Regions from separate parts of the Homo sapiens genome. Here region 2 is linked to region 1. The links are chromatin loops, found by intact Hi-C in ENCODE. Cell type or tissue: PC-9. All regions are shown on one strand.

Region 1 (2,500 bases):
AATTTTTGTATTTTTAGTAGAGACGGGGTTTCGCCATGTTGGCCAGGCTGGTCTCAAACTCCTGTCCTGAAGTGATCCACCCTCCTTAGCCTTCTAAAGTGCTGAGATTACAGGTGTGAGCCATCATGCTTGGCCAAGAAATCTATGTTTTTGTTGCTATTGGTTTATTGATGAATTACAAGTATCCAGAGTAGTGCTGGGCACATAGTAGGTGATCAAAACTATCTGTGTAGTGAACACATCTACCATCACATCCATATGGATCAATTCTGTGATTATTGATTGACATGCTTATCACCTGAAAGGCAGTGAAAGCTATGTGAGGACAGAGGCTGTGTTTTATTCATTGCTCTACATAGAGCAGAAACTGCAGTACTGGGCACAAACTAGTGTTGATGAACATTCCAAAGATAAGTGAAAAATCAGAGTACTGTGCAAATCTGTGCAAATCAGAGTACTGATTTTTTTTTTAACAGCATGCCTGAAGGGACCAGGTAAACAATAACAACAGCTCAGTAACTTGCAGGGAACACAGCACCTCCTGAGTTTCTCAAACCATGGACAGGGGAGAGAGACTCCTCTTGGTACCTGGAAGCTGTTGAAGAAGGGCCCCTTACTGTGGACGTCTGCCCACCCAACCAAATTCTCAAGAGAAGATATGAGTTGCCGCTGGTGTCCTGGGATACCATTCCTCCCTTTCACCATTGCTGAGTTGTAAGGCAAACCTTACTCTACACACACCACAAGGCACAACACTCTCCGCTCAAGTCTCTGTCTCATAGAGTGTTCAGTGACAATCAATAATGTAGCTTCCTCCCAGCCACTGGAGATTTACTTTCCGGAGAGGGTGATGCCTTATATCAGACAGAAAGGGTACCACAATCACCTGGAGAGGGCAATGGTCTACATCAGAGACCAAGGGCACCCAGTCACCTGGGGAGAGTAATGGTTTGCCTCAGAGACCAAGGGTACACACCTCTTCTAGAGGGAGTGATGCCTTGCATTCAAGACCAGGAGCCTCCACCTCACCTGAGAACAGACTCTCCACCCCCATCCTATACCTACTGAATCAGCATCTGCAGTTAACAAGGCCCTGGGGGTTTATATACCCACTGAAGTTGAGGTGCAAACCAGTTTAATGCAAGCTGTACCATGCGACGCCTCTCACTGCTTCATCAGTTCAAACTAGCTAACATCCAGGTTCACTTTTATCAAGTTAAAGACTTCTCTTCGCTGTCAGGCGTGTACTTGGAAACATATGCATTGACATGTGGAAAACACAAAAACAACATTGACAGGGACACATAGGTGGCCGTGCAGGTATAAAGGAAACAATTCAAATGAGATCAGTACTTGGAGTCACATTCCATACAAACCATAGAGCAGGGGTATTCTTTGTAATAGGGAGCGGTGAGTGAGTTATACGTTTCTAGGATGGGCTAGGGAAAAATACTTTCCTCTGTTTCAGTCAGGAGAAAAGGATGTGGATGTGGATTCCAAGTAGTTGAATAATTTGCCTGAAAGAATTGTGGTTGCAATCATCTAAACGAAAGGCTTAGGGTAAAATGTACACCCATCTAAATATAAAAATTCCTGGGTCTCATTGCAGACCTACTAAATTAACATCACCATAGGTGGCCTAGGAATTGGTATTTCTATGCAGTATTTCTGTGATTTTAATGTGCAGACTGGTATAGGAAGCTGTAGTGAATTCTTATAATTTTGTGTGGCTTCAACATCCACTTTGAATATAGGTTTAACTTCCTTGTCACCCTTGACATGGTGCCTAGTTCTTTACCTGCTCCCAGTTCCTGAGCATGGTTGACCTGGACATCTGCCCTATAAATCATCCCCTGCTGACCACTTTCCTATGAGACAGCTGGATACAACCTACTTGACTTACCTCACTGACTCCCACCCCCAGCATGGATCTCACAGATGTGCCACAGTGATCATGTCTCAGTTGCAGCATGACTGCACGGAGCTGATGCCTGCTGGCTCTAATCAATTAGAACTCCCCTTGGGAAGCCTGCTGGGATAATGCCTTGGACTCCAATGAACACTTTGGCCCGTAGGTCCCTTGTTCTCTCTCTTGTTCCCCATCCACTGTTTGAACGTTTGTTTCCCTGTTGGCTCCTCCTTTCCCACTGGCCCTGTGAAGCATGCTGCCTTCTTCTCTCTGGGATCTGTAAGAAACTGCTTCTGTGATTTCATGGATTTTGTTGAGTTGCCTCCTCTTTCTCATCTGATCCATAGACCAGAGAATAACTTCTCTCCTGGGCAGGGCTTTCCTAGACATTGGCTATCTTAGTAGGAATAAACTGAACACAGGTGAGACATGATCCACAAGGGCAGTAAAAATCAGTTTCTGTGAAAGTGATAGCTGGTCACAAGTGACACTTAGGTATCAGCCCATCCACAAGGATAAAGAAGTATCTTATGAGAGGCACACTGCAAACATCTATCACCAAATTCCTGAATCAGGGAAGTGCTAGAGTTT
Region 2 (2,500 bases), 370 kb after region 1:
CAGCTCACAGTTATTTAACAATTTCCTGAAGACGATGTGTGTACCTAAGCAGGCACACAGGCTTTTTAGTAACGAAGCCTCTGCCTGTCCTTCCAGACACATCTTGAGCAGTACTCCCACCTCCCTAGACTTTCTTAGTTACACGGTGGTCACTGCTCTGCCAAATGTATGTGCTTGAATAATCTTCACATATAAGTTAGTGAGCTACCTTTGTCTGGGCTGAAAATATTCTTCCCTTTGTTTCTGCTCAGTTGGGCTTCATAGGTCAGCTTCTTTTTATCACTCTCTCGATGAAAAGTCCAAGGCAGGCATGTCTAATTGACTGAAACTGGGTCATTTATTGTTCTCTCTGCAGGCCAGGAGAGTGAGGATGTAGTTGGTTTGTACAGGATAAATTTGACAACAGATATTGCAGATCAACTTTAGGGTACTGTTGAGGCTCTGCTGGGAGAGGAGAATTAGAGAGAGGTGAATTCATGAGACAGTTTAGGCCCAGAGCTAGGAAGACTAATGCATGTGAAAAGTGAGGAGATGTGTCTGACAGCCTCATCCAGATTCCTGGCATGTGGGATGAGGGCAGATGGAAAGACCACTCATTGAAACAGGACCAAACTTCCTTTACTCAATGTGGAGTATTTGTGAATATAGAAGAAGGAAAGGGCCATGGGACAGGTTCAGTTTTTGATGTTTCTATCCAGTGTTCAGGGGTCACTGATAAGTGAGAAAGTATGTGCCTTGGACAGGAGACCATGACAGTGATCTGGACCTGACATAGCACTGTCAATTTAGAGGAAGTAGTTGAAGCTGTGTGTGGAAGAGGCTCCACTCCGGTGGTATTGCTACAAATGCAAAGGCTGAATACCATGGGTCATGCTCTTTCTTTGACCTTCTAAAGAGTCTGGTGCAAGCCATATGTTGCCCTGTGCATCTTTGATTGTTATCTTTAGTCCACTGAGAATGTCCACTAACAATTAGGTAGGACTTATTACAGGCCATGCACTGTCCCAAGCATGTGTTTTCACTCATTTGATGTACACAGCACCTTAAGAGGTAGGCAATTTTTATGATGCCTATTTTACAACAGAGAAAGCTGAGGTGCAGAGAGATAAAACCCAACATTATAGAAAAAGTAAGTGTTAGATCCAGGGCTTCAACGTGAGACTCTTTTGCCCTGAAATCCCTGTGTCTCACCACACAAATATGCCTCTTTCAGAATTACATCATTTGTCACTCTGCCCTGTCACAAGACAATTAATGAAGTGTGTGTGTTGGCGGGGGGGGAGTGGGTGGGGAGTGGTCATCTTTTGAGGGATTGCAGGGTTCATAAAGAGAAGCTATACTTTTTCCTGGTTACTGTCTCCAAAGCCAAGCAAGAGTGATCAAGACAGCTTCATAATGTTTGGAGGAACCTACAAGAAGGAAAACCTGATAGTGTTTAATGCATATTACAGTAGATGCCATACTTAATTATAAATTTCTGAGTTTACTTCCCCATAGTTCTGTAAGCTTTTGAAGGCAAGACTTAACGTTAACCACCAAACCCCTAAATGGTAGTGTTTTTGTTAGAAACAGGCTGCCTCTAACCCTTCCAGCTCTTGAGGAGAAACGGGAGGAGAAAGATGACATTTGATCGTGTTCCAGGGAGAATGTCTAAGTTGTGTAAGTCAATTCTGACTCATGGGGAAAGGTTATTCTAAGTTTCAGCACACAGTTGTTTTTGTCCTTGTGTGAGGATGCTCTATAGGGCACGCCAGTGCCCCGGCTCATCCACAGGAAGTCTTTCATAGGAAGCAAACTGCAGTGTGTGGGGTTTCCTAAAAGAGCTTCAATATTGCAGTTCTAAAAAATTTCTAGAGGAGTTTGGGGCATATGGGGTTAAAGGTCAATGCAGGAAATCATTAGCGCACAGTAGGCATCTTCAATGAGATGAGCATTTGGTGTGGACACAGGGAAGGGAAGGTCTCATTAACACGCTGGCCAGTGAGGGCCTCACAGGTTTTATCTGGAAATAACAGGCAGTTAATTCCAGGTTTACATGCAGACTTATCTGCATACTCTGTGTTTTCAGATGGCATGTGCTATGTTTTAACCAACTGTGTATCTTTCCTTTCATAATGTGAATTGTGACCTGGAATTAATTCTAGCAGTATCAAATAGCTCCATCCATTTCTGGAACCTAAATAAAAAACAATGAACCACTCTTTCTAAAATAGGAGACCTGTTTACAAATCCTATTTGGCTACCCCTCATACTAGTAAAAGAAAGAGACCGTAAGTAAAGGGGAGAAAGGAAGAATGGAACAGAATGTTCACTCTTGTGTATTACTCCACTGTTATTATTGGTTCTTTTCTGCAATGAGGAATCAATGTTAGCATACAGTTGGTTTGTAAGAGATTGTAGGGGAAGATGGTAGTTAGGTCTGGAATTCAAAGAAAACTTCCTGGAGGAAGAAGAATATAAAAATTATAATAGAGGGATTCACCTTCTTCCTGGTTTAGTC

Evidence for each region. Hi-C counts contacts between places; a loop is a spot of excess contacts. Peaks named below come from ENCODE experiments on the same cell type or tissue, not always from the same donor. Only the 100,000 strongest peaks of a DNase experiment are listed, where the experiment ranks them.
Region 2: it touches region 1 in a loop (5-fold over the local background); 1 of 110 quality-filtered maps calls a loop at or near these places.

Annotation. Positions count from the first base shown.
Region 1 is chr7:46,190,490-46,192,989 of GRCh38, forward strand. No RefSeq gene overlaps it. Among named protein-coding and RNA genes, the nearest start is that of IGFBP3, 270 kb to the left of the region's middle. In PC-9, no CTCF peak of the experiment used is centred here; DNase peaks (open chromatin) are centred at 1,452 and 1,812; H3K27ac peaks cover 2,398 bases.
Region 2 is chr7:46,557,722-46,560,221 of GRCh38, forward strand. No RefSeq gene overlaps it. Among named protein-coding and RNA genes, the nearest start is that of IGFBP3, 640 kb to the left of the region's middle. In PC-9, no CTCF peak of the experiment used is centred here; DNase peaks (open chromatin) are centred at 1,240 and 1,670; H3K4me3 peaks cover 418 bases; H3K27ac peaks cover 2,462 bases.